Regions from separate parts of the Homo sapiens genome. Here region 2 is linked to region 1. The links are chromatin loops, found by intact Hi-C in ENCODE. Cell type or tissue: endothelial cell of umbilical vein. All regions are shown on one strand. Each heading gives the region's core, and the rest is flanking DNA. Links, peaks and the distances in the headings are about the cores only. Region 1 has its middle 170 kb from the start of TMEM47. Region 2 has its middle 96 kb from the start of TMEM47.

What was found. Hi-C counts contacts between places; a loop is a spot of excess contacts. Peaks named below come from ENCODE experiments on the same cell type or tissue, not always from the same donor. Only the 100,000 strongest peaks of a DNase experiment are listed, where the experiment ranks them.
Region 2: a loop joins it to region 1, with 10 times the contacts of the local background. A loop is called at or near these places in 1 of 110 quality-filtered maps.

Annotation. Positions count from the first base shown.
Region 1 is chrX:34,482,061-34,494,271 of GRCh38, forward strand. No RefSeq gene overlaps it. Among named protein-coding and RNA genes, the nearest start is that of TMEM47, 170 kb to the right of the region's middle. In endothelial cell of umbilical vein, for the core only: no CTCF peak of the experiment used is centred there; a DNase peak (open chromatin) is centred at 5,601; H3K27ac peaks cover 709 bases.
Region 2 is chrX:34,554,845-34,567,055 of GRCh38, forward strand. No RefSeq gene overlaps it. Among named protein-coding and RNA genes, the nearest start is that of TMEM47, 96 kb to the right of the region's middle. RefSeq lists enhancers at 2,802-3,383, 4,414-4,941, 4,942-5,467, 5,468-5,993. In endothelial cell of umbilical vein, for the core only: no CTCF peak of the experiment used is centred there; a DNase peak (open chromatin) is centred at 7,337; H3K27ac peaks cover 1,567 bases.

The sequences.
Region 1 (12,211 bases), core at 4,618-7,117:
GAGTGAGTTGCTCCTTGCTAAAAGAGGCTATTTTAAGCTGATAACAGCTGAACTTTGATCACATACAAAAACTTTACACTTTTACCTTCTCACACATTAAAAATGTGTTACGTCACAATTTATGTCTTTTTATATTCTGTATCTGTGATGGTTAATATTAAGTGTCAAACTGACTGGTTTGAAGGATACAAAGTATTGTTTCTGGGTGATTCTGGGTGTTGCCTGCAGAGATTAACATTTGAGTCAGTGGACTGGGAGAGGAAGACCCCCGCCTCAGGAAGACCCACTCACAATGTTGCGTTGGGGGGGGGGGGGAGGCACCATCCAACCAGCTGCCAGCACAGCTAGAAAAAGCAGGTAGAAGAAAGTGGAAGAAGCTGATTTTTTGAGTCTTCCAGCCTTCATTTTTCCCCTGTGCTGGATGCTTCCTGTCCTCAAACATCAGACTCCAAGTTCGCTGGCTTTGGACTCTTGGACTTACACCAGTGTTTTGCCAGGGGCTCTTAGGCCGTTGGCCACAGACTGAAGGCTGCACAGTCAGCTTCCTTAATTTTGAGGTTTTGGGACTTGGACTATGCCACTACTGGCTTCCTTGCTCCTCAACTTATAGATGGCTTATTGTGAGACTTCACTTTGTGAACTTGTGGGTTGATTCACCGTAATAAACTGCCCTTCATATATACATATATACATATATCTTATTAGTTCTGTCCCTCTAGAGAAACCTGACTAATGCAATGTCCCTTAAGAAATTATAATAGCTATTTTTATTTTTAATAGTTTTATTTTGAAGCTTTCATACTGAAGAATAATGGTGGTCACGTACAAACCACCATTACGATGTTATAATGGTATTCTAAATTTGACTACGTACTTTTTCTCCGGTGAGTTTTATACTTTCATATTTTTTTTTGTTACTAATTTGCATCAGGTTCTTTTCGTGTGAAGAAGTCTCTTTAGCATTTCTTGTAAGGCAGGTCTGATTGTGATGAACTTTCTCAGTTTCTGTTTGTCTGAGAAAGTCTTTATCTCCCTTTGATTCTGAAGGACATCTTTGACAGATATGGTATTCTTCGTCGACTTTTTTTTTTCTTCAGCACTTTTGATATATCATCCCACTGTCTCCTGGCCTATAAGCTTTCTGTTGAGAAATCTGCTACTAACCTCAAACTTCCTTATATGTTATGTCCTTCTTTTCTCTTGCTGCTTTCAGGATTCTCTTTTTGTCCTTGATTTTTGACAGTTTGATTATAATATGTCTATGCATCATCTTGTTTGGATTGAATCTGTTTGGAAACCCTTAATCTTTCTGTACTGGAATATTCATATATTTCTCCAAATTTGCAGAGCGTTCTGCTATTATAGCTTTAAATGAGCTTTCTACGTCTTTGTCTTTTTTTCTCCTTACATTGATGCGTGCTCTTTTGAAAACGTAAAGACTTATTCTAGTCTTTACAGACTGGCTTTGTCTGGGCGAGCCCTCTGCTTGTCGGCCCATCCAGAGATTCTGGGTAGGCTGCCTGGCATGTCTGGAGGTAGGCTTGCTGCTGGAGTCATTGTGCAGCCTGGCCTCTGGTGTCTTGGTCAGCAGGTGGGAAAGCCTGGCACTTGAGTATGCAGCATTAGTTCTGAATCCTGAATCCACTGGGGTGGACCTGTTAATTGCATTGGTAGAGATAGGCCTGAAACCTGGGTCCATTAATATGGGACAAAATCCAGTATGTGTGGAGGCTGGCCTGAAGTCTAGGCCCACAGGGGTTGACATGACATGGGGGTGGGCCCTTAACTTCAGTTCTCTAAGGCTGGCCTGGCAGTGAGGTGTGTCTGGACCCTAAGTCTGCAAAAGTAGGTCTGGATCTTGGGTCCATGAGGGCTAGACTGTAGTCTGGGTTTTCAGGGGTGTTCATGCAGTCTCAGTTCACAGGATTCGACCTGACAAAAGGGTTTCCTGGAGTGGTCCTGGACCCTGGGTTTTCTGGAACAGGCCTAGACCTGGGCCCTCTGGAGCCTCGGTTTGACCTGATGCTGACGCTGGCATGGAGCCGGTTTCTATGGGGACTGCTCTGGAGAGCAGGATTGTGGGTGTTAGCCTGGATCCTATGTCCACTGATGCTGGCCTGGGGGCTTGTTGTGCAGGTGCTAGCCTAGAGGCTAGGTCCGTGAAGGCTTGCCTGGGGTCTGAGACTGTGGGGGATGGCCAGGGACCTGGGTGCACACGTGCCAGTCCAGAATTGTGATCTACTGGGACTGGCCTGGATCCTGTTTCTGCTGGATCAGGCCTAATCCCTGGGTTGCTAGAACATAGTGCCACAGGTGCCAGTCTGGAGGCTTGGGCCAGAGAGACCAGCCTGGCACTGGGAAGGCTTGGAATCTGTGTCTCTGAGTGTCCACCTGGTATTTGAGGTTGGGCTGTGGACTTGGCTGAGAATAGTCCAGAGCCTGGGGCCACTGGGTTTAGGCTGGCAGTGGGGTGGCTCTGAGACAGACTCCATCTAGCATGCCTGGAGCCTGGAACCTGGAACTACAGGATCTGGCCTGGAGCTGAGGTGGCTGGAGGCTCAGACACAGGCACTGTCTAGAGTCTGGGGCCCTGGAGTTCTGCCTAGCACTGGGTTTTACTGGGGAATTCCCAGTATTGGGGTCCAAAGCTGGGACCATTGCTTACTTCCTTCCCCTTCCCCCATATGGAGGGTATCTCTTTCCATACTGTGCTACCTTAAGTTGGGAGAGAGGTAAAGAGGGTAACGTGAAGCTGTTCTTCCTACCCTTTTCAATGTGACTTTTCTTATTTCTTTGATATACTAAGATGCTGTAATCTATCACCTGTCACTTGTGAAGATATATTTGTACATGAATAATTGTTCAAATTTATGCTTTTGTGGGGGCACAAGTGCTTGAGAATTGCTTGAGAGTCCTATTTGCTGACATTTGTCCCCTTGAGCTTGAATTTAAATACATGCCATCTAACCCGAGGTCCTGGACACTTACCCATTATTCTATATAATAATGAGTAAATTGGAAATTTCTGAGCCCTATGATTATGACAATGTGACATGATCTGTTGTGAGAAGTTAGTAGGGGAGAGATCCTAGAAGCCTGATTTAACAGAAATCTCAGTCCCGTGAGATACAACTACAACAGATTCAATCAGTTAAGTGATAACAACACAGACTGAAATGATCAATAGTCTTAAAAGTCTAGGATTTGGGGGATGTGTCTAAAAAGGGCAGTTAATTTGAACATAGAGCCAATGCATGTGGTTTTCTGCTTTGTATTAAAGTAATTGCACTGGTCTTAAAAGGTAAACCCTGGCTTTGATTGAGCAGAAGTAAGCTGCTGGGATCCTTTGAAGACATTCATTAGAGATATAAAATAAATATAGAAAGACAATGTGTAAGTAGCAAGGGATTATTTTAGATGGCTAGCCGATCAAGCATATTTTAACCAGTCAATATAATACTTAGTAAAAAATAAACAGCATATGAGTGAACACAGATTTTTCAATCTAACATTCTGTGATTAGTAACAGAGTTTAATTAACATGTTGCTACCAATCTGAAACTCATATTTTGAGAAAAGCTTTTAAATTTCTTTCCCTCCTCCAGAGGACTCTAGGAAAGTATGAAGAAACATCTTTTTTTTTTTTTTTTTTTTCTTTCCTACATTTTCCCGAAATTTGCTTTTCTGGTTCTAAACATCATAGAATTGGAATGGCAGTTTCCAGGAGTTATTGTTAGCCAATGAAGTTAGTAAGGACGAATTTATAACAGGATACATTCACAGAGTTACCAATGCTTTCTATAAAAATGAATCTAAGGCTTTTGTTTTCTGTCGGAGAAAACAAAATTCTGTCTTTACCCAAGAAGAGGAAATTCACAGTCTAGGTGAAGAGGGTGAGCAAATCTAGGAGGCCAGGGAAGAGATATTGGAATTGTCTATTTTGGGGTTCAAACAGGACAGCAGGTAGATGTGTATAGGATTGTAATGAAGATTAAGGCACTAGACAGAACAAAGCAAGTGAAGAACAAGTTCACAAAGAGCAAGAAACATGGAAAGGTGGAAAGATTCACTGTTTGAAATTTGGGTGGTGGTGCTCTGCTGTCAGAGAAATGGGAACTTGGTCATGAGTGGAAGGAGAAAAGTGGAGATTGCAAGAGCTAATAAGGTTTAGGAAGTGAGTTAGGAGGTTATCCGAAGTGTTATTAGCATCAGTGTGGACTCTTCTTTCTGTATCCGGGCAATCTGCTCTGTGTTGTGAATTCCATGCCTGAAAGGTGCCAAGGTCTTACATAATAATTATATGATACATAATACATTAACTACATTTCCATATCACTTTATAATGTGATGTCACAGTGGTCAGTGTCTCTTTCTTCTTATGAGCCCTTTCTTATTATAACAGCACCATTCATTTAGACGTTTTCCCTTGTTGTCTGTGAAAGCATCTTAAGACTGTGAAAGATGAAGTGAAGGTATTAGATATTAAAATATTAAGACATTTGCAAAACAGTAAAATTTGATATGAGAATGTCTTTTAGGTTTGAGCAAAGTCCGTTTGAAATTCTCATTTTGAAAACATACCCGATTTAACTGATTTAGGGCCTGAGGGCATTAAGAATAAATGGAACATAGAATATATATGAATGGGTTATTGAAAGAAAGCAAGGAGTTCTGGGATTGGGCTTCACTCCTTCAAATGATTGCCATGAACTTCTTTGGGAAACAAATATATATGTTTGTCTTAGGTAACTAAGTGCATCAAGCCACAGAACAGCAGCCACCAACAGTTTGTCATGGCCAAGCAGCAGCAGTTCAGTGGCTCTGAGTGGTGAAAGGAACATGACATGAGTGTGTTTGTGGAGATTCCAGAACTACATTCTCAATGCTACCTGAGTCAGCAATTCATTTGCCAATTGTATAAAATTCCCAGTACTACTGATTTATTTATTTTTCTTTTAAAAGGAACATAAAATTCTGTATTGTTTTAAGTTAAAAAAATCCACCTGTGCTTATCAAGCTAAATAAGTTGATTTTTGCATCACAGTTATAAAATGTGTAAATGTGTATCACTGTTTTTACTTGATAATAATATATCTGGTTATTTCATTTTTGTTGGAACAGAGTAATATATTTAACATAAAATATAAATTAGAATATAAAGTTCACAGTGGGAACTGAAATTATTGTTAGAGTTTGAAAAATGAGATAACATTTATGAAATTATAACTATTTATCACTGGGCTTCATGTTCAAAGACATCTGCTGATGGTGTTCATAATCTTTCAATGTGGGTGTGATTAAGACACAAATATGTGAATAGAAATGTAAGGTTATCTTTTAATATCTTTAAATTTTTTGACTACTATATTATTTTCAAAGACTTATTCTATTAGCAAGTGTGTATTGTTATTACATTAATTTTCTTTAAGTGAGGGACTGCTTAATTGTGCACTTTTAAGATATGTCATTTCCTTTTCTTGTGTTTAGGAAAGAATGACTCAAAGGCCCACAGAGTTCTTATGTCTAGAAATTGAATAATTTGGAAATAAAAGTAAAACCTCCCTTTCCTCAGTCAAGTTCCTGAATACAAAATTGACAAATGTTTTCCTTAAAACAGCACACTACTGGGCTGATTTAATCTCTACTGCTTTTATAAGCCAGAGTATAATTTTTGAAGGGTGTTTTAGTGTGTCCTTAAGGATCTTATTGTACCTGTCTTCTTTATAGTTCTTCCAATTTGGTTTGTCAAGCTGTAGCTTTTTTAAGCCACATATTCCTTCTATCACGTACGTGCTGCTAGTACTAAAAATGATTGCTCAAAACAAACTCAGTGAAAACAAAAGTGAATTATATTCTTGTTGCCTTAAATACCATTCTTAAAGTGGAATCTTACCGCAATCTATCAGGTTTATTATGCCCAGCAGACTTATTTAGAATATCCAGCATAATCATCTGCCTGTAGCCATTAATGCCAGTATGCAGGCCCTGTCACAGTTTTAGAAATACTCCAAGCCTTGTTGGAGAAGGAAGTCATGATTGCAATCAATAATCAAGTTCACCTGGCTACTCTTGTAGTTTGACTTTATGTCACAGTTTCAGGAACTTAGTTTCTTTTTGAGATCAAGTCCTTACCTTATGACTCAGTTATTTATTTGGACTCTAATATCAGTCCTGATCTTGATAAACAACGAAGCACTTCAATAACTTCAGGACTGGAAGTCTGATTTTCTCATGCTCCCATCTCTGCTACTAGAGACCTGATTCTTTTTTTTTTTTAATTTATTTTTTATTTTTATTTATTTATTTATTTATTTTATTATACTTTAAGTTTTAGGGTACATGTGCACATTGTGCAGGTTAGTTACATATGTATACATGTGACATGCTGGTGCACTGCACCCACTAACTCGTCATCTAGCATTAGGTATATCTCCCAATGCTATCCCTCCCCCCTCCCCTCACCCCACAACAATCCCCAGAGTGTGATATTCCCCTTCCTGTGTCCATGTGATCTCATTGTTCAATTCCCACCTATGAGTGAGAATATGCAGTGTTTGGTTTTTTGTTCTTGCGAACTTCAAACCATATGGCACGGGGCTGGATTCCTGTTTACTCTTATGTCTTAACAAGTAGTAGCCTGCCAGCTTAATACATCTCAATATATTCCTTCCTGGAGGTCCCTGTTATTTGTACCTCATATGCCAGCTATGTCACCTTTACTACAGCTCTGCAGGATGATCAGTTACCTGTTATTTTCTCTCAGAATAATCGACTTTTCCTGTCTAGCTGGACTTCCTCACCTCTCCAGCAACATTTTCTCTGGTTTCAGGTCCAAACTCTGTAGGACTTGACCCCTGTCTTGAAATTAAACCTTCTGTGAAAAACCATTCGACAGAGGAAATTTAAATCATCCATGGTGGTTTGCATTATCTATTTCAAGATCTCTTTGTAGATGGCTATCAAAAACATTTAATGTTATCTATTATGTATTTTGTTCAAAACTTTCTATGAATCTTCTATTATCTCTGAAAATTATACATTAATATCTCCAAAATTCACTAGCTATAAGAGGTATAAAAATATAGATAAAATATTCAGATTCTTTAAAAATATCTCATTTTACCACATATAAAATATATCTATCAAAAAAGTATAACATTTCTGTTTAATCTGTTAGAACATGTTATCTATTTAAATGAGTCATTATAAGTCTGTTGTGTACAAAAAAATCAGTTAAAACGCTGCAAAAAAAAAAAACCCAGTGCCTCTGTTAAGATGACATTCAAATTAGTAAATGAAGTAAAAAAAGAAAGAAAAGTAAGAAGTACAGAGCAGAAAAAAATATGAACTTATGCTGGCTTCTTTCAACATCAATAGATTTAAAAAACTGGAACTAAGTTGAATTTGATACACATATTCAGTTTGTGCTTGAAAATATTTTTTCTCTAGAAAAATGAAATTTTTTAACATTAAGTCCCTTATGCCAACTTCACTAATAGTCTAACCTGAGGAAGACATGTTACTTTCTTAAATATGCCACACATTATTGTCTTAAAATGACATCTGACATAAAACATAAGAAGTAAATTCATAATAATGTGGTTCAGAGGAACATATCCATTGCTGGAACAGTAATTGTTTGGATGCCACTTGGAAAAATAATATCAAACAAAATATGAATCTTCAACAAAAGTCTTCCCATGTTTAAATTCTCCTAATAAATGGTAACACTTTTTTAGAGGCGGCATATCAAGGATTTAAAGAATTTGTGTGAGAAGAGAACTGAGTAAACAACATCCATTTCTTCCATGTATTTGCTGTATGATCTTTGACAAGTCTTTCCTCCATTTCGTCATTTGCCTGCTTATCCATACTTTTTAAAAATACTGAATGAGTTCATTTATATAAGCTGCTTAACAGTGTGCTTAGCATATGGAAATGCCTAATAAACAGTAGTTAGCATTATTGTTATAATTTTAACTATGAGTAACCAACACATTTCTGTAGTTATTATTTGTTTTCATTTGTATTAAAATGCTCTGAAATGCCATTAATAACACATAACATTTTATCACCGATTCTATGTGTGGGATATTTTAAATATTTAATCTGGCTGTCGCATTTTGCTTTTGCAGAAGGTATGTTGAGATATGTAGAAAAGACAAATGAAAACATTTTTAAAAGGTTTATTTTAAGTAGTTTATTTCTTGACAATACATTCAGAGCACAGGAAAATTGATTCTTTCACATGCATTCTTTAAAACCTCTTGCCCAAAGAGCCTATAGCATCATTCATCATTTCCTACTGTTTCTACATCCATCACATCGTTTTCCTTTGCTTTCCATATGACCTCCTTATTTCTTCTAGTTATAATAGCAAGCAGAACTAATCATGAATAAATTCAAATTTGGGACAAAGGAGAAGCTCAATGGCCAGATGAGACCTTAGGTCTCTCTGGCCCATGGCCCTAGGGTAATCTTATCTATCATGAGAAAGAGTCTGTTATATCCCAGCTGTGCACAAGGCTAGGCTAGGCATTAGAGTAAATTAAATGGGCATGATCTGCCAGCCTGGTAAGCATCTTTTTTTTTTTTTTACCTTTCATTTTAGTTTCAGGGGTCTATGTGCAGGTTTGTTATATAGGTAAATTGCGTGTCTTGAGGGTTTGGTGTACAAATTATTTCATCACCGAGGTAATAAACATAGTACCCAATAGGTAGTTTTTCAATTGTCACCCTCCTTTCACCCTACACTCTTTAGTAGGCCCTGCTATCTGTTGTTCCCTTCTTTGTGTCTATATGTCCTCAATGTTTAGCTCCCATTTACAAGTGAGGACGTGCAGTGTTTGTTTTTCTGTTCCTGTGTTAGTTTGCTTAGGATAATGGCCTTCTGCTACATCCATGTTTCTGCAAAAGATATGATTTTATTCTTTTTTATGGCTTGTAGTATTCCATGGTGTATATGTACCATATTTTCTTTATCCAGTTGACCACTGATGGGCATTTAGGTTGATTCCATGCCTTTGTGAATTGTGAATTCACTATTGTGAATAGTGCTGTGATGAACATACATGTGCATGTGTCTTTATGGTAGAACAATTTGTACTCCTTTGGTTATATACCCAGTAATGCAATTGCTGGGAAATTGCCCATAAAACTGCTTTCCATGGTGGCTGAACTAATTTGCATTCCCACAAGCAGCACATAAGCATTCCCCTTTCTCCACAACCTTGACAACATCTGATATTTTTTGACTTTTTAATAATGGTCCTTCTGTCTGGTGTGAGATGGCATCTCATCGTGGTTTCGATTTGCATTTCTCTAATGATTAATGATATTGTGCATTTTTTTCATGTGCTTGTTGAGCACATGAATGTTTTCCTTTGAAGTGTCTATTCATGTCTTTTGCCCACATTTTAATGGGGTGGTTTGTTTTTTGCTTGTGAATTTATTCAAGTTCTTTATAGATTCTGGATATTAGACATTCGTTTGAAGCATAGCTTGCAAATATTTTCTCCCATTCTGTAGGTTGTCTGTTTACTCTGTTTATAGTTTATTTTGCTATGTAGAAGCTTTTAGTTTAATTAGGTTCAATTTATCAATTTTGATTTTTGTTATGATTGCTTTGGGAATCTTTGCCATGAAGTATTTGCCAGGTCTTATGTCCAGAATGGCATTTCCTAGGTTATCTTCAGAGTGTTTAGTTTTTGGTTTTAGATTTAAGCCTGTAATCCACCTTGAGTTAATTTTTGCATTAACTCAAGGGGCCCTTACACCCAGAAGGCATCTTTAAGTGTTGACTTTTTAGCATTTATCAAATCTCCCCTGTGCTGTCTCTGTCAAAACAAATTAAGGGCCTGCTTTGAAAATCCTTGTGTCTTAATAAGACCAACAATATATGCTGATAGCCAGAGTAAAAATATGTAGCAGATGCTAGGCATAGATTTATGTATTTCTTGGTAAGGAAGAAAAACAAATAGAGTATGTTCCTCCTTCTTCTCTGTCGTAGCACCATGACACTGATGTTGCTGACTTAAATTGTAGACGGTGGAGAGAAATTTGAGACAACATGGTAATAGAAACTCTTGAAAACACATCCCTATCTCTCCTTTTACTCAGAAACTCCCTTTTTAGTTATCATTTTCTCTGTCAGTCAGAAAACTTGCATCAAACATATTTAATGTTCTGAGATTTATGCTTTCCTGAGGGAGCATGATAGAATATAATCTCTGCCTTCAAAAATCTGTGAATTCTTCACATTCAGGGAGAGGAGACTCATCTACTTGAAACAATAAATGAACAGTCCAAATAAAATATTTTAAATTCTACAAGTTATCAAATACACAACAGGGACAGAATGCAATTAGAAAAGCAATAAATCAGAATAGACTAGCATAGTTAATGTTTACGGATTCAACTAAATTTTAAGTGAAATTTTACTAACAAATTTAAAACATTGTTTACATATGGTTGTTTTCTTTATATTCATCCTTATCTTTTTCTTAAATTAAAAAATTGTCAAATAATACTCAGGATTTGCAAATTAAATTTAAATAAAAAAGCACAATGAGATGATCACCTTCATAAAATAAGGAAGAATGAAAAAAAAGGGCAGGTGTCGGCATAGATTGCACAGTCTTGTTTGGGGTGACAACATTATAAAACTAGTGATCAATTGATGGTCTATGGAAAACTCTAGAATTTAAGGCATTTAGTGAGCAGAAGAGAATCCAGAAGATAATCCAGAAAATGAAGTTGTCATAATGGTCAGAGGAGAACCACGAGTATGGAGGGCCCAGAGTGTTTATTTTCTATGGTTTTGTAAAAAATTACTAAAAATTTAGCAGCTTAAGATAACACCCATTTATGAGATCACAGTTCTGTAGGTCAGAAGTACAGGCACAATGTCTCACAAGGATAAAATCAGGGTATCAGCCAGGCTGGCCTGTGATCTGGAGACGCTGGGGAGAAATCTGTATAAGTTCATTCAACTTGTTAACAGAATTCAAATCCCTACAGCTGTAGAATTGAAATCCAAATTTCCTTTCTCGCTATTGGTGAACAACCCAAGAATGCTCACATTTCTTCACACATGCCTCCCTGTCTCCATCTTTAAACCAGCATGGGCATGTCAATTCCTTCTCACACGATGCATCTCTCTGACTTTTCTTTGTGAAGCCAGCTGGAGAAAACTCTGTATTTAGAGGGATCACCTGATTACGTCTGGCCCACCTGGATAATTTTCATATTTCAAAGTTAACTCACTTGAGACTTTCATTATATCTGCAAGATCTCTTAACAACAATACCTAGATTAGTGTGTGATTAGATAACCGGGGGCAAGGATCTTAGTGTGGATGCATCTTTAGAATTTTGCCCACCACATCCAGTCATCAAAGAAAAATGTTTTCAAGAACATACAAATAAAACCATGTATAAATAGCTAAAGTAGGCTAAAGGAGGTCATGTACTAATTAAAAGCCACTGTACTGTTAAATCTGGTGGAATATGGTGAGCTTTGAGTGAGCTAATTCTAAAAACTTATGGAGTTGAAGAGAGTATTACAAGAGTAATAAAACTGCAAGGAAATAAAGAATACATGGGTAGTTGGAAAGCATATAGCATAGTCAAGAAAAAATAGAAATCGATGCCTAGATGCATTAAGATTAAAGTTGAAGAACCCCAGGAAAATCTTTAAAAAAAACACTTTAAAAAGATAAATTACTGGAGACAAATTAGAAATAAACTAACATAAAAACTAAACAAGAAAAATCAAAACAAACAAGAAAACTCAACAATAATCATGGAAGCCAGAAGATAGTGGAATATTATTTTCAAATTTTTGAGGCTAAAACAATTGTCAACCTATTAGTGTTTGCCCGGAAAGTCTGTTTTTCAACAAGGAGAGGGAGAAACAAAAATACAAAAACAAAAAAAAAAAACTTTTTTTTTTTTTTGAGACAGAGTCCAGCTCTTGTCGCCCAGGCTGGAGTGCCGGCGGTGAGATCTCGGCTCACCGCGACCTCCGCCTCCCAGGTTCAAGCAATTCTCCTGCCTCAGCCTCCTGAGTAGCTGGGACTACATCCCACCAGGCCCAGTTTTTTTTTTTTTTTATTTTTAGTAGAGGCAGGGTTTCACCATGTTGACCAGGCTGGTCTGGAACTCCTGGCCTTAGGTGATCTGCCCGCCTCGGCCTCCCAAAGTGCTGGGAT
Region 2 (12,211 bases), core at 6,308-8,807, 74 kb after region 1:
CACATTCAGTGCATTTTTTCTGGTTGTACAAAAGCTTTCCCATGCAAGAGGGCTGATGTTATAACAGTAGATATGTTATGCCACAGGGTATTTTCACCAGGTAAAGGAAGCTTTTTATGCCTGAGGACAATCAACTTCTTCACAATCTAGAACCTGAAGATTGCATCTTCTGAGAACATCAGAGAAAGACTGCCCTTTCCATCCACACTACAGAAAAACTTTGCGACCTTGAACTTTGAGATTATAATTTCACAACCGAGAAGGTTGCCTCCACAATCTTGGAACTGTACACCCATTGGAACCCTTAAGGTAAAGCCTACCAGGGAAGTTTCTCCCCAGAAGAAGCTGGCATCTTTGATGTGAACAGCTTTTCCCAAGATCATGGATTAAGACTTCTCTACTACCATGAGGCTCTTACCTTTTAGTATTTTTTCCCTTGCTTATGTCTCTAAGGACAATAGAAGTGAAAAGGGGATCAGTTGTGTGCACTCATGGGGTATACTTTTATTTGTGAAGGATTTTGCAGCCAGCCTTACACATGCATAACCTTATACCTTACTAGATGGAAGATGAAGGCCCAACGTAGATGATAAATGTTAATGGTACATACTTTGCCTCATAATCAGTCAGAAACAGAACACTGGTTCACCCCTCTTAACCTACATCATGGGCTAAAGAAAAAATCTCTCAGAGGCCTTGACTTTTCTAGAAAGGCATCATTTGTGTGGTCCTTTTTCCATGGTTTGGAGTAAAAGAGGCGATGATTAGAAATGTATCCCTCATGACAGGCTGTATAGCAGACTCTACTATAAAGGCTATGGTTACGCAACAGACTTTAAATTATCTTGCGAAAGTTATGCTAAATAATGGAATTGCTCTAGATTAGTTACTGGCTAAACAGAAGTATCTGTGCAGCTGCGGGCACTTGTGCCCTATGGAAAAATACATCAAATGTAGATTATAGAGATTCGGTTGCAGGGAATTAACGAAGAGACTGCTTAGTTAAATGAGTAGACCCTTTATGTAGCTCATTATTTAATCTATTTAATTCTAGGTGGTTTGGTTTATGGGGACCCTGGGCAAGGAGCATACCTCAAACTCTTGATACTATCCTCCTGATCATCATGCTGTATTGTCTCAAAAGTTTTAAGCATTTGCATGCAGCCATCTCTAGAATGTCAAGTGGTCTGTCTTCAACTGAAATGACAAGAGCCAAAATAAATGTCTGGCCATGAGGGCACCATAACCTATGAATGACATGCTGATACCAGAATCCCAAAATGATGGTAACTGAGAGTGGTACTAGGCCCTAAGTTTTGGTCACACTCTCACCTAAGTGAGAATCTGACCAAAAGAGGGGAGTCTTATTAAACTAAATTATGTGAGGCAATTGTTTTGGACTGAGCTCATGCACTAGGCCTCAACAGACCAGACCAAAGCAAAATGGAGTCACTCATGCTAAATATGACATAATCAAACTAAGACTTTAAGACAACACAGACCAGGTTTTGTTTTTCTCCTGTGAACAGAACGTTCCAGCATAAAGAGGTACCTTCTACTCAGTCCTTGTTCCCACCTTGCAAAACCCACTGCTCTACCATTTCCCAGTGGATTTCAAGACCAAATAAGTACATTTACAATGGTGAGGGTGACATCAATGACTAAAGTTTTTATCAATCTCTCAAAATTGAGAAGATGACCAAAAGCGGGGAATAGTTAAATCAAGTTTCGGCTAAAGCTGCCTCCTTACATATTTTAAGTTCTGCCTAAAGGTTTCTCTGTATATCGTGAACTATAACAAGTGGAGGTGTAAATAGACTGCAGCTTACACTTTTGCCAATCACCAAGTTTTGGCCAATCAAATGTAGCCAGCTGTTTGAACTGTGTTCAAATAAGGCAAACATCAACCTGTAACCAATCCAGTTGTTTCTGTACCTCGCTTCTGTTTTCTGCACATCGCTTTCCTTCTTCTGTCCATAAATCTTCTTCTACCATGTGGCTGCACTAGAGTCTCAGAGCCTACACTGGCTCAGGAAGCTGCCTGATATAAGAACCATTCATTGCTCAATTAAACTCCTTTGGATTTAATTTGGCAGAAGTTTTTCTTTTATTACTGCAGTTAATTTTTTGCTTCATGGCTGGGGCTGGTGTCTCTCGTCTGAAATGTTCAATGGTGGGGATGGGGACAGTGGGGATCCACTTCCAAGCTCATTTATCTATATGTCAGTAGGTCTCAGTTTCTCTCCAGGTAAAGCCCCTTTACAGAACTTCCCTCACAACATGGCAGCCAGCTTCCTCCCATGTGAGGAATGCAAGACAGAGTAACAGAGAGTGCTCAAGACAAAAACCACCATCTTTTTATAACCTAATCCCAGAAGTCACATTTCATCACTTCTGTCATATTCTTATTTGTTAGAAGTGAGTCAGTAACTTCAGCCCATTTTCAAGAGAAGAAGATTACAAAACAGTGTAAAAATCAGCAGGCAGGGATCACTGTAGGGCAATTTAGAGGCTGCCTACCAAACTAGCATACAAACACAAAGTACTGTCTTGCTTTCTTCTCCAGATTCACAGAAGTCCTTAATTTTTCTCCAAAACTGAATTTTCATTTTTGGGCAATTATGATGTATATCATTAGATATTATTTAGTTGTAACTGGGGAAAAAGTGCTAATACTATGTATTTTTTAACAAAACATAAAAAAGGCTGTTTTGAATTTCAGGAAGAGGTAGGGATGCTAAAAGTATTATAAAGATAGAGTATGTATATAGCTATCAACATAGATGTATAGATATTAAGATGGATAGTATATTACTGTATCATTTAAGGTGTTGGCAGGAAACAGATTGTACACTTAAAAGTGTTGACTAAAAGATACATTTTAAAAGGACCTATTTACAGAGATGTTGACAGAGCTCCACAATCTAACAAGGGACTAGTGACAGCAGAAAGCCATTATGGGCCCAGGGCCAGGAAAGACAAGAGGAGGAAAAGGTGGTACCTTAACTTGGAGAAAGCTGGAGCCTTGGAACACAGAGTGACCTTTCGTATGTATATGAAGCACAACTGGGGATCCTATTTAAATGGAGATTCTGATTGAAGCAAGCCAGGTATTCTGCATTTTTAGCAACTCCCAGGTGCTCCTGATGCTGCTGGTTCAAGGATCACACTTGAAATAGCAAGGGCCTAGTGACTCAACCACTGCAGAACCTCAAGGAAGCAGGGAAGAAACAGAAAGAATAAACCCATCAGTATCTCTTTCCTCCTCTCTTCCCACCTCCTAGAAGTGCCTCCCACTGTTTAAAATTAATCAAAAGCCGAAGGCAAAGACTGGATGATGTAGTCTATGAGAATGTTCCTGAGGCTCAGAGTGGAGCAAAAACAGCCATATTATACATAACGCCTTGTTTGTGTGGTTTCCTCACACACATACCTGTCAGTACTCAGCTAAATCAAGAAGGCTCCACTGTGGATCACCAGCATTCTCTCTGCTTAGCTCTCTCTTTACAGATAGCTTGTCCTATGAACTCTAGATGCTTTGGTTTCCCCAGACGTTCATCTCTGTCTTTTCAACATAAGGAGTCTGCTGGGTTAGAACTAGGTCCCTCTTTTCCACACGGTCTTTTCCATATTCCTTTTTTTTTTTTTTTTTGCTTCTTTCTGAGATTGTTCATTTTTGGGTATTTCCAATATATTTCTTGCCTTTTGGATATTTCAGAAAGGATGGTGCTGTAGTTTAGATGTTTATTCCCCCAAAGCTCATATTGAAATTTGATTCCAATGTTGGAGGTGGAGCCTAATGGGAGGTGTTTGAGTCATGAGGCAGATTCCTCATGAATAAATTAATGCCCTCCCTGGGGTGATTGGAAGGCTATGTAACTCTTATTAGTTCCTATGAGAGCTTTTTGTTAAAAAGAGTGTTGCACCTTCCCTCTGTTTTTCTCTTGCTTCTTTCCTTGCCATGTGATTTTGGCACATGCTGGCCCTCCATTGCCTTCTGCAATGAGTAGAAGCAGTCAGAGGCTCTCACCAGAAGTGGATGCAGGTGCCATGCTTCTTGTACAGCCTGCAGAACCATGAGCCAAATAAGTCTCTTTTGTTTATAAATTACCCAGCATCAGATATTCCCTTTTAGCACTGCAAATGGACTTGCACAAATGACAAATCCAGCCCCTGTTACTCCATCTCAGTCAGAAGCAGAGATTCCTTACATGGATTATCGTTAATAATTTATTATTTAACCAGGTGCACTCTTGGTTACAGAATCATTTTTGATTGAGTCTATAGATACTTCTCTTTTAAAGAGGATGGGGGGAGGGTAAAGGATTGTCTTTTGCAATTTGAAAGGCAAGATTATATTAGTATTCCAGCTTTATTTATTTAAAAACCACTAGTGGAGAAGTGTTGTAGAACTTTGCTCCTTAGTGTAGCTAAAACCTAGCTTCTTGTCACATGACCAGAAAAATTTAGGCACACAGACACATTGAAGTGTGAGTATAGCAGGACTTTATTTAGCAAAAAGGAAAAAATGAAAAAAAAAGAAGTCAGCAAAGTGAGATAGAGACCTGCTAACAGGCTCTCTACCTCATAGATTGATTCCCAGGTCACCACATAGACTGAAGAAAGCAGGCTCCTCCCCTGCATAGGGTGTGAATTCCCTGTGGCTCCACCCACTTCCCCCCACTTCTCCACCCACTTCCTCCACCCACATCCCCCATGTGCATGTTGGGCTCCAGTCCACTGTGGGCATGCCCAGACAAGCCCTGGCAAGCTTCCCTCATCTGCACAAAAACATCTAATGTAAATACTTGTGGGGCAGGTCAGAGATTCTCCAGGGACCCCTTATTATCTGCCTTGGCCTTTGACTGTCTCATTCGCCCCTCTAAAGAAGTACATCTATCTGCTGTTAGAGTAAAGATAAGGAGAAGGACAAAGATCAATCTTAACTGCTTCCTGATGACAGGGGGTACTGTTTTGGGAAAATGGCAGTCAGATCTTCTTCTGACTATCTAAGGGTCTAAGGCTCTAAGGCAGGGTCTAAGGGTCTAAGACAGCCTATCTAAGGGTCCCCGGCAAAAGGGGCCATCATCCGAGGCTCTGGTTGCATGACCATTTGGAGTTTGATGGCCTGAAGGTGAGAAGAGAAAAACTGGGTTATTAGAAAACATATATCAAAACAAATAAGGCGGGGGGCGGATTATGGACAGCTCAAGAAATCCCGAGTCCTTTTACTCGTTTGCACAGGGAGTGGGAGGCCAAAAGTCTGACTGGTATAAAAAGAAAAAAAAAAAACAAACTTTTACCCTGTTGCCAGCATGTCAGGATTCCGGGTTCCCTTCCCCTGAGCCCAATCCTAAACCAACCAGTCTAAGGTTTGGGAAATTAACTCTTCCCAGTTTGGAGGATGCACCTGAGAAGAGTGTCCCATAGCGCATAGTATAAAAACACAATTACCTAGCTGTGAAGAGAGGACAGAGGAGGAAAAAGGAAAAAAAAGAAGGCTTCTTTCTCAGAGGAGTCCCGCGGGGGTCAGTATGCATTTGAAAGGGGCACAGACTGAAGATGAATGGCTACTTATCTGGTTTCCTTCTCTTCTTAGCAAATACCCAGGGTACATGAGGGAGAGGAAAAGTTAGGCATTCCTCTTTCCTCCGTTCTTATATCCCTGAATTCTGGTGACTATGACAGGGTGCCACCCATGGATGTCAAAGCAGCTTTCAACCATGTTAACAGGGGGGCTTAGGGGATGGGACTATCTGCTCTTAACCACATATGCCTATCTCCCCTGCTGTCAATAGCCTTTGAATTCCCTGGAACTCATTTATGCCATGAATACTAACATGACCTTTATCCATGAAACAGGAAGCTTAGCTCAACTGGCAGGAATTAGTAATGCCTACCTGTGCTGTGCCTTTTAACTTTTGTTATCATCTTCCTCTGGATCCCTTAGATCCAGTTTTCTTTCTTAGGGCTTTGACCCAAAACTTGGAATTGAGTTTGGGACCAAAAATTTGTCTCGTGGGGGAGGGATGTTGCATGGGCTCCTTATCATAAGCCAAATGCTAAGGTGAAGCCGTGGAATTCAGTCCTTCTCCAAAAAGGGAGAGAAAAAGATGTCTTGTGACACTCCCATAAAACTGGCAGTTGTAGTTATGATCGCTAGGATTTGGGTGCATGGAGTTTGGCTTTGGTTAACTCCATTGGTCTTACTTTCCCAAAAAGAAGACCTCCGGGTGATGGGCACTCAATTTCTTCCCATCACCTGGCAGGATTTGCAGGACAATTGCTCAGAACTAGAACATTGATCCAGATTTTTAACAATACCCATCCCTCTTGTTCCTTCTGAGCTGCAGTTGGTGATCACTGGTTGGTTTACAGGAATGAGCAGTGTTAGTTTAAAATGTAGGCAAAAACTTAAAAACAACTAATGGGTCTAGAATTTAATGACAAATATACGATAGATTTTGAAACATAATTTTTCTCTCTCTAGTCCTCATTTATGTTAAAAACAAATCATTATAAGACTGTGTTGTTTGCAAAACAGACTTTAGTCTTGTACTTGGCCTAATTATTTGCATAAAATGCAGCAAGAATACTGATTTCTATATGCGTTTTATATATATATTTATTTATTTATTTATTTATTTTTATTTTATTTTATATTTTTTGAGACAGAGTCTCACTCTGTTGCCCAGGCTGGAGTGCAGTGGCATATTTGCAACCTCCACCTCCCGTGTTCAAGTGATTCTCCTGTCTCAGTCTCCCAAGTAGCTGGGATTACAGGTGTGTGCCACCATGCCCAGCTAATTTTTGTATTTTTAATAGAGACGAGGTTTTGCTATGTTGGCAAGGCTGGTCTCGAACTCCTCAATTACTTTTAAATTGTAATATCTCAATTTAAAAGTAATCTGTAATAATTATTTGACTATAGCATACTTGTCAAAAGAGGGCCAGAGATTTACCTCTGAGGTTTCTGACAGTCAATAAACAAAAAATGGACATCTATTTAGTTCCATAAATCACAGTATAAAAAGGATAACAAAAAACATACTCTACCATAATTAACCATAACCTATTTCTTCAAAATATTCTAGGTCTATCAACAATTGTATAGAAATATCTGATTTTTATATATGTGTTCTTGCGAGTAGGGAGAGGGAAAGAGATGTTGGGTATAGATTGTGTTACATAAATAATATATAACATTAATTAACCAAACTTGCTTAATCTTATTTCTTGTACATTTGATAAGCACATTCTAACACCACATCCTAATTCTATTGTAGGAAATAAAGCATTATAGCTATCCTGGGAGCAAACAGGAAATACACTCAACATTCCACAAAAATTTCTTTCCCCTTTTGAGAGTAATACCTTGAATCATGAGGTTTATGAATAGCTGTGTAAGGCTCCCTGCAATTTTCTCTGGTATTACAAACTGTGTTACACATTCATGAAACCTCACTTATCATTTGTAATTTAAATAGGAAAGTAAAGTGTTGTTGAATAATTAGCAATGTCTTGGCTTCTGTAGAATCACCTACCCACACAGGCAGAATAAATGGCTCAAAAATTGAAAGGTATAATTGAAATAGGCCGGCCTGGAGAATTTATAGAGCTATAAAAAAAAGTACGATCCTTGGGATAAATGTGAAGATTTGTGTGTGTTTGTCAGCATTAAAAACACAATCCTCAAAGCAATACTAACCTGATATCAAGAAAAATTGATATCAAAACTGTTTCTTGCTCATTCATTTTCTCCTCAGAATTAAGATGATAAATTTGTTTTAAACTAAGCCATTTAACTCGTTTTAGACAAGGTTTATAACAGTGAGGGGCCGGTTTCCCACTGGGAAATATGGCGGAATGGAATAGGAAGAAGCAGATGAAAACCAAGAAGATTTCTTCTGACGTTTTCCCCTTCCTTAAAATAATTTTGCTATTTTATGACCTTTTAGAGTAATGTTTCATTAATTTGTAATAAATTCATAAAGCAGGAAATCCTTCTCCCAAGTCTCTAAAATAAGATATAAAATAACAAGGATAGTGTTGATGAAAAGAGTCAAAGAAGAGATTTATTCTGAGCCAAATATGAGAGACCATGACCCATGACACAGCCCTCAGGAGGTCCTGAGAACATGTGCCCCAGGTGGTCAGGGTACAGCTTGGTTTTATATATTTTAAGGAGCCATGACACATCAATCAAATACATTTAAGAAATACATTGGTTTGGTTCAGAAAGGCAGGACAACTCAAAGCAGGGGCGGGGTGGGGGGGTGGTGCTTCTAGGCTATAGGTAAATTTAAACATCTTCTGGTTGATAATTGGTTGAGTTTATCTGAAGACCTAGGATCAATGGAAAGGAATGTTCAGTTTAAGATAAAGGATTTGGGAGACCAAGTTTTATTGTGCAGAGGAATCTCTCAGATAGCAGGCTTCAGAGAGAGGGCAGGTTGTAAAACGTTTCTTATAGGACCTAAAAGGGTGCCTGGCTCCTAGCTGATTATCTCCTGGATCTGGAAAGAAAGGAAGGAAAACAAAGGGGAAAGGTGATTCTCTATAAGATGTGGATTTTTCCCACAGGAGACTTTGCAGGGCAATTTCAAGGTATGAGAAGGAAATATATTTTGGGGTTAAATATTTTTTCCTTGTCTCATAATGTTATGACAGAGTCAGACTGAAAAGTAAGTCATGATATATAGGGTCAAATAAAATCCATCTGATGAGAATTTATGGTTTGTAGGGCATGACTCCCTAGACCCCTTAGGTAGGAATTTGGGTAAGATAAAAAATCAGAGCTTAGTCCTCAATAGTATTACTTATAATTTTAAAAAATAAATTAATTCACTATTTACAATTATTGTATTATAATTTTAATGATAATTGAAAGCAAGCGGGATCAGCTGCAGTTTCACAGTTAGTAAAAAGCCACTGCTTTTAATATAGTAACAATAATTATCAGTGCGAAAATTTTCCTTCTCCTTCCAAAAGAGTATTTTTATAAAGCCACTCAGAATAATTGCAATCATTGGGATGTTTTACCTTTGAGCACAATTTATGCCATACAAATGTAACTATAATAACAAAAGGCATTGTAGTACATTACTTCAGGGTAAATTTGAATGTCCTTCCTGTGGAATGACAAACTCCACCTCCAGCTGTGACTCATCTTTTTCTTCCATTGGCATTTAGTGTCATACCTTAACCAGGCTGAATGAGTCTGGTTTGTCATGTAATATAACCTCAAAAGTTTCTGTAAAAATTACAACTTAAGTAATATCTTCAGATTCATGGGTCCAATTTTAATAGAAATTAGAAGAGTACTTGGGTTAATTTTTATTTTTGTTCTCCTCTTTAATGAAATATATTATATTGTGCCATCAATTATAGCCAAAAAATATCTTTTTAAGAACGTAATGGATTTCAATAAGCCCTTTCCTTTGACCTCCTATTACAGTTCTTTTTTTTTTCTCTGAGAGAGCTTATGTGCTTCTTTTCTTTTGAAGACAACCCAAGATATTTCTAAGTTTTATTATCTACAATGGAGTTTTTTTCTTTAAAAGAGGATAATAAGTTTTCCTAAATGTATATAGGCTTATTTATTTATATGGATTTTTTTTTTCTTAATTCCTCACGTATAATCCCAAATAACTTTATTTGGAGTTTTGCACATGAATCAGATGGGGAATTCACCCTTACAAAGTCAGGAACAAAAATTTTTTAAACCTTATGCAGATGGCCAATACTCACCATGTCTTTTTAAAATAAGTATTGATGACCATAAGCACATAAACAAAAACTTTATTTCCAATAAATAATGTGACTGCCCTACAGTCTCCTATGAGAGACATTTAGATAATCCTAGGCAATTTATAGAATATAATAGCTGGGAAATATCTAGACATGTTATCTACTTAGAAGAAGTAAATGACAGATTCCTGCTCTGAGTACAGCAGATTATCTATTGCCTTTGAGAAATAAGTGTCAGAAAATACTGGAGGAACTCAATATTGATCGGAAAAAAGTGTGTTTTACCCTATTACTTACCTTTAAGTTTCCACTGGAAGTGTTTGCTACTTTATCACTACTGGCCTACTATCTGATTTTCCTTCCTCTAGTTTGTCACTGTATTTACATTACTATGCCTCCATAATTATCGCTAAAATGTCAATTTTATTTTTCTACTAAGATGATTAAAAGTCTTTTTTGCTTTCCCACCAGTCATTGACAGAAGTTGAAGTCCAAAGTTCTAAAACTAAATTTCTAATCATCTGGTAATCTAACTTCCAGGCTTTTTTCTCACTACTTGCCTGCAGTGGTGACCCATAGCTGCATCTATGCTAATGCTCTTCTAATACTTTTACTATTTCCTTATAAGAGTCATTATCTTTAAAATACTTGAACACTGCCTTTTATGTGTGATTTTTTTTTTTTTACTTTTCCACCCTATCTCATTCTTGTAATACTTGTAAGAACATGTGCTAAATATTTATTTACCATCTAATCCCATATTACTAGAAACGGCTTAGCATTAACAAATATGAGTGTCTAACATATTATCAAATTCCTAACTTTTATGTTGTCTTGATCTTTCATTTAAATTGTTAAATTGTTATTTATTTTCATCGTGCTGTTCTTCCATAGAAAAATTGCATCATTAGATTTCATGAGAGTAAGCAACAAAACTTTTCTGGTGTTTATTCCATTTAACCCAAATACAATGAAAAAGAAAGGCACAATTCATGTGCCGTGGATTTTATATTCCAGTGGGAGAGTGGATAAAGGTATATATAACTAATGACATAATTATTTTTAATTACAATTGTGATGAATGCTATAGCGAACAAAAATACAATATTAATATTCTTTCAATAAGTATGTTTTTACTGAATTGCTACTATGTACCAGGCATTGTTCTAAGAGAGATATTCAGATAATCCTAGGCAATTTCTAAGGGTTCTAAGCGCTGGAGACACAGCCATAAAATAAGACAAAAGTTTCATCCTCATGGAGCTATCATTCTAGGAAAAGAGACTTATAGTAATTAATTAGAAAATAAATAAATGATACCCTTTTAGCAAGTGACAGATAGTATAAAGAAAACTAATCACGGTGAAAAGAGAGACTGCTTGGCTAAGGGAATGTGGAGAGAGTTGACTATTTTTGATAAGGAATTCAGCAAAGGCCTCTCTCAGAAGGTAACGTTGGGGTAGAGACCCAAGTGATGAGGAGAGAGAACACACTTAGATTGGGGAAGAACATTCCAGGTGGAGGAAGCAGCAATATTTTACATAACAACATTTCCTTATGCATATTATGCACGTTTTCTTATGCATACTATGTGGGCAATAAGCAGCAACTGCTATGCAGATGTGCATTTCTTTAAGAGGATGACTCTACAGAATATTGTCAGGCAATGAGTGAAAACACTTACAAGCTCTTAAGAAATAGATTTCTGCAAATGAATGAAGGATCCTTGAAGAAAGCCCTAAAATATTGTATGCCCAGGTGAATCTGAAATATTAGAGCCAATTCTACTGCATGGTTGCATGCCAAAAATTTCATTTCATTCAACCAACCCAGCTCTGAAAACAGCATATGAAGGAGCTATGGTCAAGAAAAATAACTATTCTTATCTTGATTCAGCATCTTACAAATGACGGGATTTATTTTTTATTTTTATTTTTATTTTAGATTCAGGGTGAATGTGTGCAGGTTTGTTACGAGAGTATATTGTGTGATGCTGCACTAAGGGCTTCTATTGATCCCGTCATTCAGATAGTGAGTATAGTACCCAATAGGAAGTTTTTCAGCCATTGTTCCCCTCCATATTTCCCTCCTTTCTGCATCCCAGTGTTTATTGTTCCTGTCTTTATGTCCATGTGTATCTAACATATAAGTGTACCTCACTTATAAGTGAGAACATGCATTATTTGGTTTTCAGTTTCAGTATTAATTTGCTCAGGATAATAGCCTCCAGTCGCATCTATGTTTCTGCAAAGAATATGATTTGATTCTTTTATGGCTGCATAGTATTCCATGGTGTATATGTCCTACATTTTGTTTACCTAATCCACTGTTGGTGGGCACCTAGGTTATTTTCATGTCTTTGCTATTGTGAATATTGCTGCTATAAATATACAAGTTCATGTGTATTTTTCTTACAACAATTTATTTTCCTTTGAGTATATACCCAGTAAAGGGATCGCTG